5 separate regions of the Mus musculus genome follow, and regions 2, 3, 4 and 5 are each linked to region 1. Evidence: chromatin loops called from intact Hi-C (ENCODE). Cell type or tissue: heart. All regions are shown on one strand. Region 1 has its middle 46 kb from the start of Ppargc1a. Region 2 has its middle 110 kb from the start of Ppargc1a. Region 3 has its middle 220 kb from the start of Gm40302. Region 4 has its middle 65 kb from the start of Gm40302. Region 5 has its middle 250 kb from the start of Gm29924.

Region 1 (5,000 bases):
ACAGATACAGTGAAGGATAGTTGCTACAGTAACAAGCCGTAAACATCAATGTGCACTTAACTGTGTAGCTTTCCCAACCACATCTTCTTTTTACATGGTGGGAGAGGCAAGAAGGAGTGAGATCAAGAGACAGGGGGCAGGAGGAGAGAGAGAGAGAGAGAGAGAGAGAGAGAGAGAGAGAGAGAGAGAGAGAGAGACTGTGAATGAGAGTACAAGACACTATAAGATGGATGATTTAAATACCCCTGTGGTCCACATGTAGCTTTAGCTTCTCCTGATTTATTTTACCTTCTCTATCCCTGCGGTACTTTTACAAGTGAGATCCATGTTTCATTTATTTAATGTTTTCTCCCACTAACATAAGACACTGATTAATCTTCAAAATACTCCCATGCAGCATGCTCGGCTTCAAAGTGCTACTGCCCAGTCTTCGTCAGAAAATTGGGGCAGAAAGTTCCATCACTTCTGCCCAAAGCAAAACTTGGCCCTAGGCCAGAGGTAGAAGTGTGGATCAGACCCAAGAGTTCCCATTCCCAACCCAGAAGTTCTGTCTTCTCCTTACTAGAACAAACAAACAAACAAACAAACAAACAAACAAACAAGATATAGACACTACTGACATCCTTTAACAATTTGTCATTGTTAAAGCCTATCAGTAACAGGCTTCCCTCTTCTAGAAAGGTCGGAAGGTACTGTTGACTTGTCAATCCATGAACACCATTCCATTGTTGAACTACTATTCCCACAGTCCCTGAATGTCTGAAAGAGTCAAAATCCAGTTGTGGGCAGAAACTACTTTGCTAGCTCTCATTTCTCCATGAGGAAGAAGAAAGCCGGAAAATGCTGATAGTTTTTGCCTTCTCGTCACCAGCTATTCATTTATCTGTCTTCTCATGATTTGGGATCAATCCCCTTGCACCATTTCCCAGAGGGAAGTCCCTTGACAAACATCCCATTCATCTCGATAGGACTTGGAAAAGTCAGAAAAATCTGCATGAGCACAACTGGGCTCAGAGACTGGTCCAAGAGAAACTATCTGTTATGGTCACATGGGAAGTTTGAGATGGCTAAGACAGTCCTATGAGATCCAGGCTCAAGGCTCCAGGGACTTAACTGGGAAAAATGAGTGCACAAAGGAAGTGTAAGAATTGCACAGAGACAGAAAAACCAGTGAGAATGAGGGGATTTGTTTGTTTGTTTGTTTTTGTTTTGTTTTGTTTTGCTTAGGGTAGCTTTTGGATCTTACAGTGTATTTCATTTCAGCATCTTTGAGTATTCCAAAAAAGAGATGTTAGAAATAGTCTGTAGTACCTTGAACAGTCACTATGGGAAAGCACGGGCCTCAAAGGACACATCTTCATTTAGAAGGAATAAATCCTTTTAGTACTATTTCACTCTCCAGCTGTTCTTTGAATGACCCCTGTGTCACATGATTATTCCCTTGTATATGTTACTATGATAGTCATATAGAAACATATCTTCAAGGAACTTGGTATGGAGACAGCAAAAACTGGTTTTCAAGAATGGACTTAATTCTTCAGTGCTAAGGCAGTCAAGAGAATAGAATAATGTAGCCTGACAATGGCTACAAGGGCCTCCTGGAAAAATAGACTACATAAAATTCAATGCACAACATACGGGAAGGCAAGAACATTAAAGATAAGAGATGGATGCTTCACAGAGAGGAAGTATGGTAAGCCCTTTGAAAAGATAGGCGTCTCAAAGAAAAGATGAAAATTTACACAAGAATCTTAGAACCAAATAAATGTCAAAGAAGTGAAAAAAGGCAGAGAAGTACACTATACAGCCCTTCAGGAAATTACAATCAGAGCGGGGAAGGAGGTGCAAGGAGACACTGTGTCTGCTGCCCAGCAAGCATCAGAATTTGCTAGCAGTATGATATCTTGTGGCTGCCCGTCGGGTGCCCCCTTGGTGTCAAGAGAAGCCTCCACAGCTGCGCTTGCTTAGATGTTCAGTGAGGCTATTTTGGGCTGGATGGGATGCATGGTGATGATTGCCCGGCCTGGGCAGCTTACCCACTGTTGCTTTTTAGCATTCTGTTTTCCTTGTCATTTAGCTTTCTACCGTACAATTACTCAAATAAGGAAAAAAAAAGGAAGAAGAACATGGCTACATCTTATTTTTAGTACTCAAATCAATGGTGGCAACCTCCTCTGCATTTCAATAGGAACTTTGCATATCAAAATCTTCCAAAATAAAGCATAGTAAACATATTAAAATTCATAATGAGATTTTTCAGTGCTGTCTCAAAATGTTTGTTTGTTTTGAAATACTGAATTGGCTCAGCCCAAATTAAAGACTAATGCACCGACAGATGGGCGACAATAATGTTTTGATGCAACAAGCACCCACGGAAATGCGCATCTCACCTTCTCACCCTGTAGGTCAAAGAACACTTAGAAAACAATAACAGCTACATTTTATTGCTAAACCTGGTCCTTGTAAAGGACCTAAAAGCACATTGCAGAAGCAAGCAGAACCCCAGGGATCTTTGGTATTTGGAGCTCCTTGGGGGTCCTCTGTCTTTGGGGAATGGATTTTTTACCCTGAGACTAGTATGAGAGATCTCTCCAGGTCGTGGGTAACAGTGCTCCCATAAGCAATATTGACAAACACCATTGCTGGGACCCAAGCAAACAATAGCACAGTTTACCTCTCCCACCATTCTACATGAAGGTGACATTACCTTAGCATTACAAGAGAGATCACTGAGATCCAAGGACACATCACTAGTGAGAAAATTTTGGATGAAGAATCTTCTAATCTAGTTCTTCTTCCAAAAGTAGCCAGTGTTGGACTCTTCATTAGTTTAGTCCACCTCTTTTCTCTCTCTTATAAGCAATCACAGAAATACTTCACAGATTCAAAAATATATCACCTTGTATCTCCTCTAGAGATAACCTTGTATAATGCCTAGGATCTCCTCAGGAACTCCAAGTTCTCAACCACCCCCGTACACCTAAATTGCGAAAATATAGTCAGCAATTTAAGAAAGCCTATGCAAATTACTTGAGTATTTCTTCAATTAGTAATGAGTCCAACACTCATCTAGAGAGGTGAAAGAAATACCTTCTCTGTCATGATGTACTCAAGAGATATAAACAAATGAGCAACTGCAAGATAACTTCCTCCTCCTCCTCATCTTCCTCCTCCTCATCCTCCTCCTCCTCCAGCTTAAAACTACCACTGGGCCCACAAGAATGTGGAAGGGAGTGTGCCAGGCTACCTGCCAACTTCTGCCAAACTCCAGAAGGAGGTGATAGCCCACTGAAGACTTATAAAATAAGTGGGATCTTTTTAATGTGGCTTCAATGGGCAATTGTCAAAAGGAGAAGGAGAAACAGTCTAGATTCCACTTGAAAAAAATGCCACAGCTATGGCTATCTCTCTTTAAAAATCAAATGAAGCACCAGCCTCTTGCGCTCGCTGACTCGCTGCACTTTTGATAGTGCTGGATGCATTGCAAGTGAACGCAGCAACAGACGCTTCATGTAATGACATGACATGGACAAAGAAGAAAGTGAAACCCTCAGCTGATGTAATATGTGTAGTTAGCCAGTAAATGCAACCATCTCACTCTCTGAGCTTCTTGACAACATAGCCCCAGGTCTCACAGAGACAGCTCATATGAGTCAATTCTACATTTCCCAGGACTTTCTTGTTTGCTTGCTACTTAAATATCCTGGCTTAAGATCACTCCCCCTTAGACCCTTTAGCACAGTAGGAAGCAGATAAACTGTGAAGCTCTGGATATAAAGATTTTTCCACAATCCATAGGCTAAAATTGTAACTTCCTAGGGATACCCCCATACTAAAGTTTGTCAAACAGGGGCCTTCTGTAAATGTGGAATTCTGGACAGGTGGCATTGCTGAGCATGTAAGAACACTTGATGTACAACCATGATGACCTAGGTTTGACATTGATTTTCTCAGAACCCACATAAAAGTGAAGAAGAGAAAGAATTCCACAAAGCTGTCCTTTGACTTCCATAGACATGCCCCTATTTACAAAAATTATAGCTCATGCCTTTAATTCCAGCCCTTGGGAGGCAGAGGCAAGCAGATTTCTGAGTTTGAGGCCAGCCTGGTCTACAAAGTGAGTTCCAGGACAGCCAGGGCTATACAGAGAAACCCTGTCTTGAAAAAAAACAAACAAAAATTATATACACACAATTGTAAATAATTCAGGATTTTGAAAAGCAGAATTCTGAATAACTAAGAGCAAATTTTTAGTGGCTTATGTCTGATACAAACTAACCAACCACCACTGCTTTGTAAGGTGGAGGACAAAATTTGATGTATAGATTAGAGCACTGGTTCTCAACCTGTAGGTTCCCATCCCTTTGCGGGGCAGTTGCATGACCCTTCCATAGGGGTCACATATCAGATATGTACATTACAGTTCATAATGGTAGCCACATTATAGTTATGAAGTAGTAATAAAAATAATGTTATGGTTGTCAATAACCACAATATGAGGAACTATAAAGCGTTGCAGCCTTAGAAAGGTTGAGAACCACTGGCTTAGAGTATTACACCCTTCAGACTGGATCAGATAAGCAGCTGATTAAAAATCAACTGACAAAGAAACAAGTAATTTCCAGACCATCTCTAAAATAGAAACCATCGCCCACCTTTAACCTTGGTCCTAAATAGACATACAAACTCTGCAGATGGGATATATATTCCACTTCACATATATTCCTACTAGAAAGGAGAATGGCTCTGGTGACACATTTCCATGTCAGAGGGCATGGACTGCTGCTTTTTTGGAGTATGTATTCTGATTCAAGACTACTCTAACTTTATGGGAGTCATGCACAGTCCCAGGGCACAGTGTCACACTAAGTAGGCTTCAAACCCATCCATCCTACCATGGGTTATTTCCCTGGGTCCTTGTTGGATATAGTCACTTAAAAAACTCACTACAAGAACCCAGCTACAACATTGCCCACCACTACAATAGCATTATAAGGAAT
Region 2 (5,000 bases), 65 kb after region 1:
CTGTTAGAAATCAACTCAACATTAATACTTCCAAAAGAGCCCTCTCTACATGCAGTGCTGTAGTCGACAAAAGAGATGGTTCAAGACATTTACTTTGATTTAATGTTAAACTTGCAAGTAAATACATAAAGCCTTGGTGTCATAAAGCTAATTTAAAAGGGACATTTCTCCTTATGGCTCCCTGGAGTATTACAGATTCTCTGGTATTCTTCTGCCATCGTGTAGGATGCATTAAAGGACTGAAGCCATAATTGTGGGTATCAGAATACATGGGTCAATGGGATAAATCATCTAAATGAATTGGTTGATACAACTTCAAGTCCTTGGTAATAAGTTCTCCATATCCCTGGCAGGTGGGCAGAAAGCCCTAGAATAAATCCAGTTTTGAGAACAGCAGATGAGGGAATTCAAACAGATTTCCCAAACATGGCAATTTTTACACACAAGACAATTTTCACTTTGCAAAGCTATTCCTAGAAAATAGAAAATAATAAATATAGACAAAATGATACATGAATTGAAACATAAGTATGTCAGGTCTGGTAGTGATATTTAGGAAGCCAGGGAAGAAGTATCATGAGTTCAAGGCCAGACTGAGCAATTTAGGCTCTACTTTAAAATACAGAGCAAAGTAAGGGTAAGAATGTTCAAGGTCCAAGGTTCAAATCCCAGTACCACAAAAATAAAGTAATAAATAAATAAAACTTATACTATGGACTTTTTCAAAATTCTGTAATAATGATGTGTATTGTTTATGGTTATCAATAATTTCTCCTTACAGCAACAATAAAAAAAATTAAATCTAACTGGAAAATATGTACCAGTTTAATAGCAGCCAACATAGGCCAAGATTTTAAGGTGATCAAGTTTTTATGATTGCCTCTCTATAAAAGAGAAAACAAAAAAAAAGACAAAATAACAGAGAAAGTCTAGTGAAGGTTATACAAGATAATACTATCTTATTAATCTACAGTGATTTTTAGACAACAAGAATTTAAGATAATACAGCTTTTACACTGAGCTCAGTTCCAATTATACTGACAATTTTGGGTAAGCAAAATTCATGCAGAGTACACTGGATATATATATATATATATATATTTCTGTCTGGTTCAGATTTCTGTGCATTACCGCTCATAAAATATGTATGATTTTATCACTTCCTAAGAACAAGAGGTTGCTTCCCTTTAGAGTAGGAAAGACAGGGGAAAGCTATAGAATCAATAACGCTCTTCACTAAATGCTGGGGGAGCTTAATGAGCGGACTGGATTTCAATGTTTCCATCTCTCTTAGTTGTCAAGTTGGAGGACAATTTCCATGATTAAAATTCCAAATGGGAGATAGTGACCAAAATCAGAAATGAGAACGCCATCCACATCATACTGAACCCACATGTATGTATTTACTTATTACAGTAAAGGCTGCTATGGTAGCAAGGAACCCTAGAGATCCTTCCACCTATGAGGTTCTTTTTGGGGGGGGGGTGCTATTTACCCACAACAAAGCCAACAGCATTTTCAGTCCTTCTACAAAGGACATATCCATAAGACCACCCAGGCTGTTTCCCAGTTATCTGTCTAAGCTTGTATCCCCTGACCGCTGCTGTGCAAGTTATTGCTGTATTAGATGATGTTGAACATATTTGATATGAAAGCATTGTCTGTGTGCTCCTAGTATCTAACGAGTCTCTCCCCCAGAGTTGCCAGCGAGGTGCTGATTAATTAACTGAAGTAGTGAAGCTGAATCATACAACAGCTGTTTCGAGACTTGTCATTAGCTTGGTCTCCTTTCCTGTCTATTAGCTTTCTCACAGCTCTGCCGCTGAAATGCAAACCTGGGGAACTCACCATTAACACTCCACCTTAACACCAATGCCCTGGTGGGTGCAAAAGGGACATAAGAGTCCAGCTGAGTTTTAATTTAAGGGAAACTAGACGGAGAAGAGAAAAGCCAAGTGAGGATAGGACTCTAGAAACTCCCCAGAAGTCAGTGTGTCCTGTCATTAGTCTTTGGCAGGTGACAACAAGACTGCCCTTTGCATGACACATCAGAGGGGAATTGACAGATCTCAGAAGCTGGTGGGACAGTTCCAATACTCCCTCCTGAGACCTCGTGCCGGAGGAAGACGCCCTTTGCCATCCTGAGATGGGGGAGGACTGCAGAGCAGGGGCAGATGTAGAAGCTCCTCTGGAATGGTGACAGTTGGCAGAGCATTCCAACCTGTGGCCCTCTGCTGTCCCCAAGAACGGGACAGTTATTCAGAGCGGCAGATCTATATTAAGCAGCAGATTGGAGGGAGGGCTGAGCTGATGTGACACAAGCTCACTATTACGTGTTCTAAGGTAAGGAGCAGGGGACAGACCAAAGGAAAATGCCAAGAAATTTCATAAGTTCCTTCCTCTTCTCCTTCTTGACTCTTTTCTTTATTTTCTACTTCCCTTTTCCCTTTCTTCTTCCTTCTTTTTTCCTTCCTCCTATCTTCCTATTAACCTCTTTTCTACTTCCTTCCCTTTCTATTTCTCTTTCTTGCCTCTGCCATTCTTGCCTTCCTTCTCCCTTTCTTACTCCCTTCTTCTTTTCCTTTCTCCATCCATCTGTCCTTCCATTTCTTCCTTCTCTTCCCCCCTCTTTTCTTTGCTACCCATCCCTCCCTTTGTCCTTTTCTTTTCCTTAGTTTTTTCTCTCTTTCCCTTAAATACATTCCTAGGTCTACCTACAGATCCCATGAAAAGCAATGTTTGCTTCCACATGGCAGTTACCAATACCAATCTATAGCAACCTATGCCCAGTTCATCCTAGGTACCAGCTGGTAACCCCACTAAGCTCTGCCTATTCCCTCTGACATGAATCGAAAGGACTCAGTACAGAGAGCATGGTTATAGCTGTCATGGCCGCCCTTTACCATTGGGTTTGCTGGGGTCTGGTTCCCATCAGATTCACTTTATCACAAGCAACTAAACATGTCCTCGACTCTCAAAAGAATGAAAATTAAAGATGTACTTAAATAGCAACTAATCAGGTCATTAGGGCATATAATAAAGAAGCCAACTGCACCCCCCCCCAAATGCAGCAGGTGCTTTTTGTGTTAATGAAGCAGATAAATGCAGCAATGAATGCGCTGCTACAGACAGAGCATCTGCCTTGTGATAAAATTAAGTCTTGTGACAGAAATAAATCACTGTGGGGGAGACTGTAAGCTATTATCCAATAGGAATTTTTTTTCTTATTTTCTTATGTGACAGGATGTATTGGATTCCCCAACACAAGGCAGCTAAGTGCACCCACAATTTGATGATAAATCAGAACGACTGCAGGACTAGAAATTTAACAGCTACTTATTTTTCTGCGATGTGGAGATAAGGGGAAAATTTTAGTGAGTATCTGTTAAATTGAGAATCACTTTTTTTTTCTGATAGTTTGATCCTCCGATTCGGTGTCATATCATCACACAATGCCAACAACCAGCAGTGAGGAAAATAGATTTTGGACTAAGATAAATAAGGAAGCTACTTATCTCCCTCTTTTTCTTCCAATATTCAGTTTTATCTAAAGGGTACCATAGAAAGGCTACTTCTGACATAAAAATATACAGTTCTTATTATACGTCCCTTTTTATCCCCTTCAGTGGTTCTTAAAATGGCAATAACAGTGTGTTTTTCTCTTTAAAATATTTTCATAGTTGAGTAATACAAAAGGAAAAAATCCATATATCATGTTAACAACACACAGAAACTAATAGAGAGGAGGATGAGTTTACCATGTTTGATAAACGTGGCTGGTAAAAACATACCTGCACATGTCCATGATTCCCTTTGCAATACCCTACAAATGTGTGGAAGTGGAGGCAAATGATCTGTTTCCACAGGCTGTAACTCTTTTTTGCACATTGAGTTTTTACAGTACCCTGAGTCCATGACTAACCTTTGCACCGATCACTATCATGTCCAATGAAGCCTTTGGAAGCAACAGAGAGCTAGGAGTGACTGATACTTTTCTTTTCTTCCTCATTCTATTTTTTTTTAAGTGAAAACTCCGTACTGTACATCTTCAAAAGGAACCCCATCCATTGTATAAAGACACAGTAATGATCTACGGACTAACGTAATGGAGGAAACTGGGAAATAATGTGATTTTTATTTAAGTGCAGCTATACTTCCAAAGACAGACTAAACCATTTCATTGTAAATGAAATGAAGCCCATGATAAAGCTGCTGTTAGGGAGTCCCTTTCTCCCTACATTTTGTAGTATAGACGGGTGAAGGTGGAGATACATTAAACATTCATCATGGATAATTACGGATCTCCTTCAGGAACTTCAGCCTGTCTTCAGAGAGAGCTAATTCCACATAGCAACACAAGGAAAGCTGTAAAAGAACCATAAACATACAGTTGACACTACCCTTTAATTAGAGTGTGCTGCCAAAGTGGATGCTAGAGAACCAAAGAGAGATGTAATGACTCTATCAGCTCAAGAAGAAAGGGGCATGAGGAGGCAAATCACAGACTAAGCACAAGGCTTACCAAGGACCTAAGCCAGGAGAACATGCTGCCCGTGGCTTGGCGCGACTGTCCCGAAGAGTCATTCACTGTGGCTTATTATTCGCTTACGGTGATTCATACAAATTGGGGAATCACAATGGAAGGCAGAAGCTGAAGACAGACATTAGGTGAGGACCTGGAAACCTGGCCCACATCTCTGCTATATCACTGCATTGATCCAGAGACATCATCCCCAGAGAGAAGAAATCAGTCAGTAATCTTGAAGTTTGCTGCTGAGTTGGTTAAAGGGGGGGTGGGGGAGTTGATAAAAATAGCCAGTGTAAGATCCTGGGGTAACCCCAATATTAATTATCTTTCTAGTTATTTTTGCTACAACAACATAAGCAAAATAACTAGAGGCACAGTATTAAATTGGCATATTCTCCGCAGGAGCCACAAGACAAAGGACCAGAAAAGACATTTGGCAGCATCCTTCATCTTCTGACACTGCCCAGCGGTT
Region 3 (5,000 bases), 310 kb after region 1:
GCGTATTAGTTGGAGCCATTCTCCTGCTTCAACCAAAGCCAGAGCCATTCAACAACACATTCACCACCAACGCAAAACTTAAACACAAAAGTGACTGCAGCCACTTCCTGAGCATCCATTAACTAGGAAGTGCTGTGCTCAGTCCTCCCCACATGTCATCTACTTGAATCTTCATTCTGACCCTATGAGGAAAGCCCTGGCTTAAAGAGCAGTTCCCACTGCTTGTAACCAGAGAGACGGGATTCCAACCCAGGGTGTCTGACTCCCAAGTCTGTGCCCATTTCATTGACATTATTATAAATTCCCTCTACCATAGCCCAGTTGGATGCAGCCTCCTGCTCTCCCCTATCAGGTGCCCTTCTCCCCCCGCCCCCCACCCCCGGAACTTGGTAACTCTACACTGTAATATAATTCTGTAGCTGTTTATCTGCCCTGCGACCCACCCCCATTATTCAGGGTAACTGTTCCTACTTTACGCATTTTGAAAGCAAAACCGTTCTAAAATTTCCCAGATTTTGAGAAAGGTTTGCAATACACTAGACTAAACAGTTTCTTTACAGCTCTGGTCATCTTTAACAACACCAAATACTGTCATGTTCTGTGATGTAAACATGACCGCAGGGCAGGCTTTCTCTGAGTGGTGTGTGGGGGGGTGACTGTTAAAAACCCTGACTCCCAAGTCCCTTCCCGGATCTATTGAATCAGAACCTCTGGGTTAAGGGGCAGGAATCATTCCAATTTAAGAACCACAGCCTTAGGGGATGTACAGGCTTTTGACCCTGCTTAACACTCCCAGATACAGCAGGACTCTTGTTCTCAGGCCTGCTTTTCATGCTTTTTCCAACCTCTCCCACCCTTCAACTTGACAGCTCTCTCTTTTCACTGCCAACCGACATGGCTGGATGAATATCTCCAATTTCTTCTTCTACCAACTAATGTCATGATGTCTAAAATGTTTTTTTTTTTTTTTTTTTTCTGTAGCTGTAGCACACTTTCTTGCAAACTGTTAGCAGATGCCCACAATGAAGCATCTTATCTCAGGGCTGTTTTATGGGCCTGAGAGAACCACCAGGGTGTCCCTCCCTAGTCCGTGGTCTCCATCAACACAACCTTCCCCACATCCTTGGCTAAGAACAGTGGAATAGGTGTCTGGCACATCTGATCATACTTTGTGACAGATACCTTATTTTTAACATCTGGTCAAGGCTATCAGAAAAGGGGGAAGAGAAGTCATATTAATTAGTTGGTGTCGTCCAAAACCATAGTATAACTATTTCAGTTTAAGACTATATCCCTAATTTACAGCAGAGCCACTGTGGTGTGTTTGAAAAGTCACCTCTTACAGTGAATATTCCTACTGTGGGAAACAGTGATCTCTGTACTAATAATTACACTACCATCTACTTTTGAAAGGCTCGCGTGAAAACTAAGTCAGGGGAATTTGTCTTAAAAAAAAAATCTCCTCTGTAGAAGAGAATGTCACAGTATCCCAGAAAAATCTTCTAACCTTTAAGTTTTAGTTATCTTATATTGACCACGTTCTTAGGATGTTGGTATGCTATCTAAAAATAAGATTTAAGAAGTAGGTTTTAAACTGTGGGTTTTTTTTTTTAATTGTAAGAAAAGTTCTTTTAATGTTGCTATTGACTTTCTTTCCAACACTGATAAGTTTGAAACACAGAATTTAGGAGGTAAATTCGACATTATGGATATGAAGTCAAAAGGTGGAAAGGTCGTTTGGAAGCTACGATGTGATGGGAAGATGTCAATGTTGGTAATCAGAGCAAGGTTCACAGTTGTATATGCAGAAAAAAGACACAATATCAGCAGGTTGGTAGACACGGGTTAGAAGTCTCTTTGGGGGCTAGTCTGTCAACTTCCGTAGGTTTCAAGTTCTTCAAAAGAAAGGGGGCAAGGGAGTTTATACATATATACAACTAAAGTTCAGTCAGACATGAACAAGAATGAAGCCACTGGATTCAACCAGATGTGGGTCACGGTGAAGGACATGAAGCATTGAAGGCTTGAAGAAAGACTAAGGAAGCACTTATCTGATCCTTAGGGTGACAGTCACTTTAGTAGTCTAGTAGCTATGCACCTCACTTGCCTAGGGCTTACCCTAGAAGCCAACAAAAGCAAATACATCTATACTCACAAACTGCCCGTGGCAACCACTCCTGACTCCTTAAAGCCAAATTTGCTGGTGTCATTCACCCAGTGAGTCCACTTGGTGCTATGTAAGTACCCAGTGATAGAAATCTGCTCTGTGCTCCTACACCGATCTGAATTCCAAACCAATGGGTAAGAAGCCAGACTGTATGTTTATGAGAAACAAGATACACAGGAGATAGGCCAGTTCCTGCCATCGAAAATATCTCTGCTATTCACTAGGCGCCATTTTGAAATATTTTTTGTTCCCGTCGTGATCATTATAGATGTATAGATGTTTCTGCCTATTTCCCAATTCGATTGAACTATTGCAAGTCAAGAGTTCATACTACCTAATCTTTGTTTCTTTGACATCTAGGAGAGAGTGGTACCTGAGGAGTCAACAAATATTTCTTGAATGGTGGATCCTAAGTCTCTTTATTCACTTTTCCTCCAGGATTTGCTATAGTTCGCATAGATATGAAGCCTTAACCTAGAGTGCCTGATTACCATAGCCACTGTCTATTAGAGACTTATGTTATACCTGTGCTTCCTAAGGTCTTTCCATATATTAACTCAAATAGACCTCACACCAAGATGTGACTAGTAAACTTCTCCTTTTACGAGTAAGCAAAAAAGAAAAGGCTATTTTTATCAGTCACACAAAAAGAAGCCATACCAGATTTGACCTCCAGGAGGCTCCACTGAGCTACCACCCAAGGACACACAGAATGGAGCTTCCTGAGTTGAACACGTTCAGGTCACTTCATCTAAATATCACCAAGGGGACTTTCAGAGAAGCAATTCGCAACCCGCCTGCCCTGGGCAAGCAGGTCAGACTTTGGGACTTCCTGTTTCAATTCACCTTTCTAAATCCAACGGACTAAAAATAACCACAAGGGACGAGTCTCCAGAACCGCAACAGGAGCTGCAAAACACTGCAGAGGACATGTCCGGGAGAGAATGGTCCTCGCATTTGAAAATACTGCCTGTGCTTTTCAGCATCAGCAAGTTGTGTGTTGTGACGAGGAAACCAAGTTTCCAATTATTGGAATTCCATAGTGTATTTAGTTATGCAATTATCTTACTGTATTAACAAACGCTAAAGCACAGCCGCGGTTGCTTGAGACTCAGGCAATTTTTGGAAGAACAAAATTTATTCTTTCCCTTAGTTGATTACTTCTCAGGAGTCCATCCGTTCCTCTGGATTATAGAAATGATTCTATTTTTGAACTGCTTCATTCAGAAATATAAAGCAAGCCAGACCCTCACTGTTTGCCAATCCAAATTTAACCCCAGTACAAACTAAACATATTTCGTCGAGGGGTGGGGTTGGGGGGAGAAATGTCCACAAAATTCACATCATTTTCTCCCATGAACTGCTTCAGGCTCTTTTTCTCTTTTGAAATTCCAATGACTATAGTGTAAATAGAAATTTTAAAAAGTGGTTGTACAAATTGCATGCTTTCAGTGATGTGAACACAAATGCATTTCTGTTCATTTGCTTAATAAGAATTTATCCCCACAAAGTTCATAAATCAGGCTGTAAAGCCTGGAGCACACCATCAAAACATCAAAAATAGGTGTTCTCTGATGCCTCCGTTGCTACAGCAAATGTGAAATGCAATCATGCGAAATTAAACATTCCATACGTCTTCTATTCATTCTCTAACTCTCTCCCTATACTCCAAATAGGCTATCACACTTTGAGTTTAAGGGGACAGAAAGGGAATCAAATTTCTTGTTTCTGGAAGCATTTACAAGTAATAGGTCTTTTCATTTAGAGCTTTTCAGCTAAGAATCACCAGGCTGTTTACACATAAAACATAATTAACCCATACAGTCTGCTACATCCCTGCCTAACAGGAACTCTCCCTGATGATGAAGAGGAGAGCTGTTCTTATATTTTCTCAGCCTGAATGTGGTCCAGGTTTTTAGAGGTGATGTCTCATTTCCTTGTGTGTGACTAAGAGGTATCATCTCACAGAGGAAAACCCGGCCCTTCCTTCCCAAAAGGTAACAATAGAAGACAGACTCTGGACTCTGATACTTTCCCTTTTGAAATTAGTCACAGAACGGGTGAGATAAGCCATATTATTTGCCTCTGCTTTGGTTTGGGAGTGGTAAGATTTGGGATCGTAACAGTTCCTATGCCACAGGACAGCTGGGATATGATGAGATATAATTCACTTGTTTTAGCATCCAGCCTTAGCAGTGTTAGCAGTTATTATCAAGCCACTTACCTATGACACCTGAAAGTTCTATCACAATGACCTCACGAGAGTCTCACCATCTTCCCACAAAGCACTGGAAGTATATGCTATTACTCCAAATCTTCTGATGGAGGGGGGATTTCAGACAGGCCCACCAACACTCAGAACTTGAACCCCTGGATGCCAGGTTAGCATATTTCCACTATGCCTCTTTCTATCTAGGGAAAGTCAACAGACTGGTTCAGACAGGTCTCTGCTTATTTTGTGGGGGAGAATAGAGGGGTCTTGTTTGAAAGGAGACATAAAAAACATGCTGCTGCCAAAGTCTGACTTGCATAGAAAAAAAAAAAAAAAAAAAAAAGATCCCGATAGGCAGGAGACAGGACAACAAGACACCATCATCCTGATTTCTGCTAACTATGAAATGAAAGTTAATTTCATGCTTTGCATCCACAGACAAAAAGGTTCAGAGCTGTTTAAATTCTCTTCAGCCCAATGACAGTTGGTAAACAGGAAGCTTCGTGTTCTAATGCTTGAGATCACCCTTTGGATCTCAATATATTATTTATGCACCCGGCTTAAGATAAACAACAACTCTGAAGTAGGTGAGTGGTCTCATTTAGCATGAACTTTTTTTTC
Region 4 (5,000 bases), 460 kb after region 1:
TAAAAATCTTAGCCCATGGAAAGCAGTGTCTCCCATTAGAAGCTTCCAGAATGTGAATGCCCAGCATTTGGTAGACAGTAGAATACTCAGGAGACTGGGGTTCCAGAGTTAACAGGCGGTGAGAGATGAACCCACTCAAACAGGGAGGGAGTCACAAGAAGAGAAATGTGAAGACAGGAAGTGAAGAAGTATTAATAACTGTTGGGTAGGGAAGAAATGAAAGGGAAAAGGTCACAAAACCAGGAAGGGAACTGAGGAGATAGTATGTTAGAGAAGAAAAGCAAGAGAGGGAGCCATGGTCTGAGTCCCACTTGCAGGGCTAAGGACTTCACTGGATCGGCCTGTTTTGAACTTGGCTTCCTTTCCAGGCATAGCTTTGCTCTGCTCCTGAAGGACTCCCAGAAGTCTCCCTGAGACACAGTGGTCACTGCCACCAGATATATTCTGTGACCTACACTGGTGAGGCCAAAAGAGGTGGTCGGTGACCAGCTTCTACCTCTCGGCTAACTTCCCTAATCACCTGCTTGGGTCCCACGTGGGTCAAGGCCAACTGCATAAAGATACTTAGTAAAAGATATTTCATTGACATATGTTTCTATTGCAGTTCAAGTCTGGAAACCATCCAAAGGGCCAAGAATTGGGGCTGGTGAAATAAATTATGATATATTCATCTGGTAGGTCACTCTGCAGTCATTAAAAATTACGACATGGTAATAATTTACTGACACATAAAATGTATACAATCTATTGCTCTTCAAAAGCAAATTACAAAGCATAATCTCTCTTTAAAATCACATAAGCACAACAATATATACATATATTGTTTGTGTGTGTGTATATATATAAACATATTTATATACATTATGATGTACATCTCTAACTCTCAACAAAAATGGTGACTTATCTTATTTCAGTCTGCTCTTCTATAATCGCTCATTTTTCTAGAATGAACATTTGTTGTAACTAAAACTTTTTATTTATTTTCACAATTTCATGCATTCATATACACTTACATATACGCAGTATTCTGATCATATTCTCCCCCCTCTTATCCACTCTCCCTGGACTCCCCCTTTCTTCCCAGCAAGCTCATTCCTGTTTTCTTGTCTTCTTTTGTTAACATGGATATTTTTAAGTGAAATAGATTCTATATGTCTCTCATTTCTCATGTCCCCTCCAAATTACGCTAATTATCTAGTTTTTTTGTTTTTTTAGGAATGTGGATCACATCAATCTTTTAAAATGTGGCTATTATTCATTATATATAAGATTTGAAATTTTAAGAGTTAACGTTCTCCATGGAACCTCACTAACCACCCTTTAACCCAAATCAGACAACCTGGACTCTAGCAGCCAAGGCTCTAGAAGGTTCTTAGTCTTCGTGCCTCATGCTGTAATTCAGTGATACTGGCCACCCCAGTGAGCTCAAGACTAAGGATAGGTTGACTGAAATCAAATCAGTCCCCATCCTTCCAACTTGGAAAGATACACACATCTCTGAAGCTATCCCAGTCTTCTACACATCAGAGCAGACAGAGTCGTTTGTTTCAACACCGTGAGATAACCCAGCTCCCTGGTAGTTTTATCTGTGGGTTGAACAAGTGTGTACTGAAGTCCGACTATGAACAAGCCAGTCTCTACAGCAACCCAGGGGCTCCAATGAGAAGCAGTGTTGACTGTCTCTACCTTCATGTCCCCTTACCAAGCCATTTCACAAACAATGACACACATGGGTCACAAACCAACAGGTATAGTTCTCTATGGAGCTTTGAAGCCATTAGAGCCCAAGCCAGGGGCTGACTCAAGACCACAGCCATGTCTTTACATGCTAAATAATAATAGCCATTTCACAGACTTAGGCTACACAGTACTGTCTGACACATAGTAGGATCTCAACAGGCACAGCCATTGCTGTTTCTACTCTATTATTTGTGGGAGAACTCTTAAGCAGCTTTTCCTAGTGTTATTTTGATAGGAAATTTCATTTCACCAGACACTTTTCAATGTTGATCAATAGCAAAGCTTTCACCAATTAGGCCAAATCTACTGATTCCCTGTCCAAATTGCTAAAAAATTGACAATTCTTGTATTTTGAAAGCAAATTGTTTTTCCTCTTTTTTTTTAATGTTTGATACTCTTACTAGAATCTCCTTTGAGGCAGGAATGAGGCTTTTAGGATTCACATATTCCACTTCTGTTTGTAAAAGGGAAAGTAGAAAGCACTCCTCTGGAAGATAATATATTTTTCTCAGTGGTTAGAAACAGAGGAAACAACTGGAAGGAGAAGGCTGGCACACAGAGAGATGCTGTGACATTTCCCAGCTTCCAGAACTCTGCCGTCGCTGTGAAGAGAACATTTCCAGTACATAAACACCAAAGAAAAAGGTAGGGTCAGGAGACCATCTGTCGTCCAGCTGGAGCAAAGACTACAGCTCAGAACCCACTTCTCACTTCAACTAGCACGGGTCCCAACAAATCCTCAATGTTCACAAGTGCGCACACCATGGCACGGATGGCAAACCTCACATCCTAACCAAATAAGCTTCTTTGCCTGCAGCAGCCTTGACACACGGAGCATGCAGCAAGCTCCGAAGAGCCATGCCATCCAGGGAGGTCAGAGACACACAGGCTGTCCTTTTCCCATCTTGAGCCTTGGAGGACTTCCTTAATGGCACAGCCGAACTATGTAACTGTGACCACACTTCCTTGTGGCTGCAGTGCCACCTAGTGGCCAGGTGAGCTAGGCGTGCACCAGTTCTCCTCGGTCTGAAAAGGCAACTTGCATCAGCTGCCTCTTCAGTTCTTCCCGAGGAGGAGCAGGAGTGGCTGGTGCACGTGACAGCCGGAATTAGGAATCATCAGGGTCCTAGCACATTCAAACTATTTCCTGATTATAATCGCGCCCAAATCAACCAGGAGAGACAAAAGAGGAGAGAAAAGATCCTGCCAACTTTAGGTTTTCATGTCCAAATGCATCCTCATGCGAGCTCACGACTGCACAGTTACTTACAGCTAAATCCAGGCAACCCTGAGCCCTTTCAAATTTCTCAGGCCTGAAATTACATAAATAAAATTATTTTCAAGAAAAAAAAAAAAGACCAAGTCTAAAGGTTCTAAAGACCTGTAATGAGATTCCTCTTTTCTCTTTTCCATAAATGTTTCTGTCAGTCCCTGGCATTTCTGATGCCATCAGACAATCACAACAGAATCGAAGCTTCACCCTGCAGAGGACAACTGAAAACATGTACATACCTTGTCGAGGTGTCAATTTAAATAATGTGATTTGTTTGGGGCTTAACCTGAGGGTACACAACCTAATTCAGTTCGTTTTTTAAAACCCAAATTATGCTGGTTAATAGCCTGCTGGAGCTCAGAACAGAATGTGCGCATCGCCGCTAAATATTCCATATTAAAAATAGTTTGTGATGGGATATGCTTTTTTTAATTAAAAGTTTAATGTACATTAACATTTTTAGATGAAAAACTGACAATCCGAGAACAGCTCTAAATTCTCCTTTGATTGTTTTTCCAGGGCACTGGAGGCCATGATGGAGCTACATAAATAGGCAAACACCAAGTCGATTCAAAGACTCATTTCTGTCCTGCCACGTCGCCTCCCTCTTAACCCTCCGGTGGTTTCCTTGCACAGAACCCGGTCGTGCACAGACTTCTGGCTAAGATGCCAAGTCAGGGCATCTGCCTTTACTTCTGACCCAAGCTTTCCAAGAAAGATCAGCGTATCTGTCCTCTCGAGAGACCCTCTGTGGGATCTATCATGTAAACAGATGATGCTTCCGTGCCTACTGTCTGCACGCACCAGTGCGCCAACCCTCCTCCGCCCACTAACTAGCCTTTACTGTTGCCAGGTGTCTCAGGCTATTTAGGTTCCTATAACAAAACACCTTAGACTGGACAGCATACAGACACCAGGATCACATCTCATAGTTCTGAGTCTAGAAAGCCAATAATCACGGTAGAATAGTCAGGTGTCTCCTCAGACCTGCTTCCTGCTTCATAGACGGCATCATCTAGCTGTGTGTATCTAGATGCACCAGGTAAATGGGGCTAGCTTCTTCCAGCCTATTTATGAAAGCCCTAACTTCCCTCACAAGGAGAGACTGGCATCCAAAGTCTCTCCTTATGACACTACTGGGATTGTAAATGTGGGTTTCTACATGTGATGCCTACTCCCCACCATGAAACACACATTTGAGACTACAGCACCAGATCCAGCAAAAAGAAAAGTCAGACACCAATTAAGTTCAACTTTCAGATTTAAAAAACAAATGTTTTTTTTAGTAGAAGCATGCTCCAATATAATTAATATTGGGGGTATATTTATACTAAAACATGATCATTGGTCTGTGTAGTGGCTATTCCTGGTTGTCAACTTGACTCTATCTGGAGTAAACTACAATGCAGAATTGGAGGGCTCACTTGTGATCCAGATCTTGAGGCTGGAAGACATAAGTTTCTGACCTGGATCTTGGCATGGAGATCTTGAGGTATAGTGGTCATGAAAGCTTAAGCCTAGGCAAGGTAGTACATGCCTTTTAATCCCAGGAGACTAAGGCAAGAACATCTCTGTGTTCAAGGTCAGCCTGGGACAAAGCAAGTCCGAGATTTAGGCATGGTGGTACACACCTTTAATATGGGCCACACCTTCTCCTGGAAGCCTACATAAGGACACTGGGAGAAGGAAGATTCACTCTTCTTCAACTGCTAGCACTTACTTGCCAGCACATCTGTTGGAATCTACATCTTCAGTATTCAAGTTTATACAAAGACCAGATTAAACAACTAGCCTGTGGGACTGATCTTGGACTTCCAATCCACAACTGCCCATTGCTAGGTTATTGGACTACAGAGTGTAAGTCATCACAATAAGTTCCCTTAGTATCGAGAGACATTCCATAAGTTCTGTTGACTCTAGGGAACCCTGACTAATGCAATCTGGAATTCAAGTTTAATGTATATTCTATTCTCGATCCAAACCCCAA
Region 5 (5,000 bases), 560 kb before region 1:
CTGCATGAAAGGGACCCCAAATATTTCCCAGAAGAGAACCCCTTATGTGAGCTTTGTCTTATTTGAGCTTCTTAATGCTTTTCCATCTCTATCAATCTGCTTTGGGGGAAGACCTAAGTGCTAATGCTTTAGTTGTTCTAAATTTGCAGCAGGTTGGTAGAAGACATTATTTCCCTTGTGATCTTTATGGTTTAACTTGGAAATCAGACACAGAGGCAAATGTACACACATGCCATCTCTAGAGGTGCCCATCATAACGAGGATCTGTAATTCTGTGATTAACAGCCCTTCCACACACATATTATCCTTTGAAATTGAGACGTTACATCTAATGGCTTGTCTAATTTTCTGGTAACCTTCAGCACAGGTAAATCAGTTGTTATTCATCAGAGACACAGAAAAATGCCCACTGTGTAGAGAGTTTCCAAAAATGAGCATATGATTATACCTACATCTAATAAATTTGTCTTAAGGAAAAGAATTGTTCCCATGCTATGGTGATTTGGATATGTTTGGCACCTGGAATGGGACTCTTAGGAGGTGTGTGGCCTTGTTGGAGTAGCTGTTACCTTATTGGATGAAGTATGTCACTGTGGTGTTGGGCAATAAGACTTTCCCTCCTCCTAACCACATAGGAACCAGTCATCTCCTGTTTGCCTTGGGAACAAGATGTTGAACTCTCAGCTCCTCCTGTGTCATGCCTGTCTGGGTACTGCCATGCCCCAACCTTGATGATAATGGGCTGAACTTCTGAACCTATAAGTCAGCCCTAATTAAATTTATCCTTTTAAGAGTTGCCTTGGTCATTGTAAAACCCTAACTAAGACATATGCCATGAGTGAAATAAAACATTTTTCCAAAAGTAACCAAACCAGACTATTTTTGACAGCCATTGTGTCAACCTGAGAGTTTTCTAAAACATGGCTGTCTTTTCAACAGCAGAGCTTTCAAGATCACAATTACCCATGGATGACCTCCAGCCATAAAATATAAGGGAAATTGATAATGAAGATAAGAATCAACTTATATGTCATTTTAAGAAAGTAGTAAAATCTAAATCAATGAAAAGTATATGACAAAATTTGGAGCTGTGACAAAAGGATGGACCATCTAATGATTGCCATATCCAGGGATCCATCCCATAATCAGCTTCCAAACGCTGACACCATTGCATACACTAGCAAGATTTTGCTGTAAGGACCCAGATATAGCTGTCTCTTGTGAGACTATGCCGGGGTCTAGCAAACACAGAAATGGATGCTCACAGTCAGCTATTGGATGGGTCACACGGCCCCCAATGGAGGAGCTAGAGAAAGTACCCAAGGAGCTAAAGGGAACTGCAACCCTATATGTGGAACAACAATATGAACTAACCAGTACCCCGGAGCTCTTGTCTCTAGCTGCATATGTATCAAAAGATGGCCTAGTCAGCCATCACTGGAAAAAGAGGCCCTGTGGACTTGCAAACTTTATATGCCCCAGTACAGGGGAACGCCAGGGCCAAAAAGGGGGAGTGGGTGGGTAGGGGATTGGGGGGTGGGTATGGGGGACTTTTGGGATAGCATTGGAAATGTAAACAAGGAAAATACCTAATTAAAAAAAAAAAAGAAAAGTATATGACAAAAAAACTGCTAAGCTTTAAACTGGAAAGGTTATTGGCTTCTTTTCCTTGGCTTCATCAGAGAACTGGAATTCCTGTGTTTTAACAGGGAAAAATTGCAAATGTTTGATTATATCATTTGCCTAGCTCTAGTCTTAATTTTGTGCTTGATTTAAGGAGTGCTATCTCACTGTGATACATGAATCTCCTGATCCTGCTAGACAATGAGATATTAGGAATGAGCAACTCTGGAGACATCTCCCCATTCCAGTATGTTATTGATTGTGAAGAATTGTTTAGGCCTACTTTGAACCATACTTGGATAAGGAGAAGAACATCTCTCCTTTCAAGGCAGATATTTATCCAAGCATAAAAGTAACCTAGGAGGCAAGTTCAGTTGCTAACTGAAAGAGTCCAGGCATATATCTCTGGTCCTCTGCATCTTCCCCTGCTATATGACCATTTCAGTGGGTTACTCTCAAGCTTAAAGGAGATGGACAATCCATGACAGATATTTGGCTTTTAAGCGACACTGAGGAATTTTGTTTCTCCATCACATCTATAGGTAACTCCTTCCATCTACATAGTAACATCTCTTTGGTTGACTATCCTCATCTACAGATTGTGGTTGAGACCGCAGGAGCCCTGTGTTTCCTGAAGCAGCTGCGCCTCCTCCACTCTCTTGTAATTCTGGCTATTGTTCTCTACATGTCTCACTAGGGGCATGCACCAGATGGCAGTGTCCCATTGAGGACAAGGATCCTCCTGGCCTTACCGCTTACTGACCAACTAAGTGACCAGTTGCTTTGCCATCTCTATGTGTGTTACAGGTCAATGGCATTAGCCTTGGGGCCTAGTTGATGTTCAATGTAAAAATAAACACTGGGAGGACTTCTACGCACGTTCTATTCCCCTTCAGTGGCAAAGTGTTTCATTTGCAAGGTCAATTGGAAAAGGTACATATGTAACTGGCGTAGTAAACAAGCACTTCAAATAGGTTTCTGTCAATGTTTACATTTCTACACACTTCAGCAACTACATAAGAGCCTTCCCAGCCGCTCAGACACACACTGCCAGGCACAGAACCACAGGCATTTGTAATTCAGACTCATTACCTATGAGAAGCTCTTCCATAGAACAGACAAATTTCATGGTGTTGACAATAGTAGAACATGATCCTGGTTATGTTATTTATTAACAGTGACCCTTTTTTAATGTGCCAGTGTTGGAATTAATATGTTTTAAAGATTTTACTAGGTCCACTTGTCTTCAGCTAAGAGCTCTAAAAACTCATGATGGCCAAGAGCCTTCCACTGAAAACTGCAATGAATGTTCCTACTATGCTACAGTCCACTGTGTATGCAGTTGTGGAGGTGTTTACCACAGCTACCTTTTAACACGAAGCTGGGAACACTGGAGTTTTTGTTACCTTTATTCATTTATCATCCCAATTTTACTCTAGGCTGCTGCCAGGCTCTTGAAAAGTCTAAGCACGGCTAAGGCACCCTTCTCACTCCGAAGGGCCATAAGTTTAATAAAAGGTTAATGATCAGCGAGAGTTTAAGCTTCTGCTAAGCAAGTGTGCTGCGAGTTCCTGAGCATGTGTGGTGTGTGTGTGTGTGTGTGTGTGTGTGTGTGCTTGCCCACACATTCCTGTCTTTGTTGCTGCTTTGCAAGGAGCTTGTGAGCTGACCGCTGAGTCATTTACACAAGGGCTGTGTGTGCTGTCTGGTGCAGGATTATGATGGCTGAAATGATAGAAAGTTGCTGTGAATTTCTTCCCAAGCCACACATCATCCGGGATTGCCAAGTTGAAAAAAAATTATAACCGAAGTAGATTTCCTCTTGTCACCTTTTCTCTCCTTGATTCTTACTTGCCCTTTACTCTGTCCTGAGCTACCCTGCAGCCTCTGACCAGGGGCAGTCATGTGCCCTCTGGTGACCTCTAAGGCCTCAGAGGAATCTGATTTTCCTACAGACGGCTGCCAGCTTGGTCTTGGGAATCCGATCCACTCTTGGATCTTTTGCAGGCTCCACAGTGGCATTTCAGAGTAGGCGCCATCCAGATCTCTGCCTCGCTTGTGCCCCAATATGTACAAGGACACTGCCTTGGCATTTCAAAGACCAGCACTGCCCCTGGGGAGGCTTGCTGTCCCCAGCAGTCCAGATGCCAACACCAGCACAAGTGCAATGAAGAAACAGCTTAGTGGGTGGCCGGGCCAGTTGAGTCCCTGTGGTGCCTATTAGAACAGAGTATGGCGACATAGCCCAGTTTAAGCTCAGCTGGATAACTGCCTGAGATTTAGTAAAGCGGGGCTCCCAAACGTGTTCTTCTTTTTTCCCAAAGTGTTAAGGATTGTGCTTCTGTACGAGACAGAAGAAATGGAGTAGACCTAGAAATGCTGGCTCCCTGTGACATTGTGATTTTGAGGAGAATGCAGAGGTAACCTAATGATTGGCCATTTCCAGAACTCATATGAGCTGAGATGGAGCCTGGAAATCTGCATTGTTTCAAAACGCAAGGCATGTTTTTCTGAGGCAGCCTGGGAATCATGACTTAAAATTTCTTCCTGACTCAAAACAGTATTAGTCTGCTATTTCCAGGAGGCCAAACCTAAGAGCAGCCTACAAGGTCACATGAGAAGACAGGAGGAGGGCCAGGCCGGACCTTAGTTCTCTTGGCAACTTGTCCACGGCCTGTTCTCCATTCTGAGCTGACTCAGACCCAGCCCAGTGCATGCCATATGAGCTTCAAAGGGCAGGTGATGACTGCGCTCCTTGTGGCCAAGGCAGATGGGTGCTTACAAAGCTTTTAGGAGGCTCTGAAAATAACAGTCATTGTCAAGAGAGCTGCAAAAGGGGAACCAGAGGGAAAAGGAACCAGGAGTCAGGGACTGAAACGATAAAACAATACACAGTGCTAAAAATGTATGGAGATAACAAAGAGTTAGTCAGAGAGGCAGGCATGGCTAGGTTCTTTGTTGAGTCATGCCCATGATCATTCAACATTAGTCGTGGAACTGGAGAAACTAGCCAGGCAGAGGTTTATTTGGAGAAAGGGGTAGACTCACCTCTTTTAATTCTACAAGAAGGTAAAGGTCATAAGGTGGGGAGGCAGAGGAATGGTCATATGCAAATAGCACTGAGCTACCCTGTAAAGTACTTAGGTTTTCTAATTAACCCGCTTGGGGGAAAAAAATGTATCTCTAAGTCATCGTCAAGATGTAAAGCCAAAGAGAAAACTCAAACTACCTTTGAGTTGCTGAGCATGTGAGCTATACCAGACAGACTTTTGCTGTCTGTCCCCTGGAAACAGTGAAAGTGACATTGAAGTCTTGGGAGGGGTCTCCACATATATTCATTCATTCACGTTTGATAACATGCAAAGGTATAATACTCT

What was found. Hi-C counts contacts between places; a loop is a spot of excess contacts. Peaks named below come from ENCODE experiments on the same cell type or tissue, not always from the same donor. Only the 100,000 strongest peaks of a DNase experiment are listed, where the experiment ranks them.
Region 2: a loop joins it to region 1, with 2.1 times the contacts of the local background. A loop is called at or near these places in 5 of 42 quality-filtered maps.
Region 3: a loop joins it to region 1, with 2.6 times the contacts of the local background. A loop is called at or near these places in 6 of 42 quality-filtered maps.
Region 4: a loop joins it to region 1, with 4 times the contacts of the local background. A loop is called at or near these places in 8 of 42 quality-filtered maps.
Region 5: a loop joins it to region 1, with 2.6 times the contacts of the local background. A loop is called at or near these places in 2 of 42 quality-filtered maps.

The regions. Positions count from the first base shown.
Region 1 is chr5:51,597,807-51,602,806 of GRCm38, forward strand. It overlaps a transcript of Ppargc1a not described here. Among named protein-coding and RNA genes, the nearest start is that of Ppargc1a, 46 kb to the left of the region's middle. In heart, a CTCF peak has its summit at 1,935; no DNase peak of the experiment used is centred here; H3K27ac peaks cover 534 bases.
Region 2 is chr5:51,663,238-51,668,237 of GRCm38, forward strand. It overlaps a transcript of Ppargc1a not described here. Among named protein-coding and RNA genes, the nearest start is that of Ppargc1a, 110 kb to the left of the region's middle. In heart, no CTCF peak of the experiment used is centred here; a DNase peak (open chromatin) is centred at 2,204.
Region 3 is chr5:51,906,145-51,911,144 of GRCm38, forward strand. It overlaps a transcript of Ppargc1a not described here. Among named protein-coding and RNA genes, the nearest start is that of Gm40302, 220 kb to the right of the region's middle. In heart, a CTCF peak has its summit at 2,839; a DNase peak (open chromatin) is centred at 2,997.
Region 4 is chr5:52,062,508-52,067,507 of GRCm38, forward strand. It overlaps a transcript of Ppargc1a not described here. Among named protein-coding and RNA genes, the nearest start is that of Gm40302, 65 kb to the right of the region's middle. In heart, a CTCF peak has its summit at 2,732 (motif pointing left); no DNase peak of the experiment used is centred here; H3K27me3 peaks cover 377 bases.
Region 5 is chr5:51,037,436-51,042,435 of GRCm38, forward strand. No RefSeq gene overlaps it. Among named protein-coding and RNA genes, the nearest start is that of Gm29924, 250 kb to the right of the region's middle. In heart, a CTCF peak has its summit at 2,334 (motif pointing right); no DNase peak of the experiment used is centred here.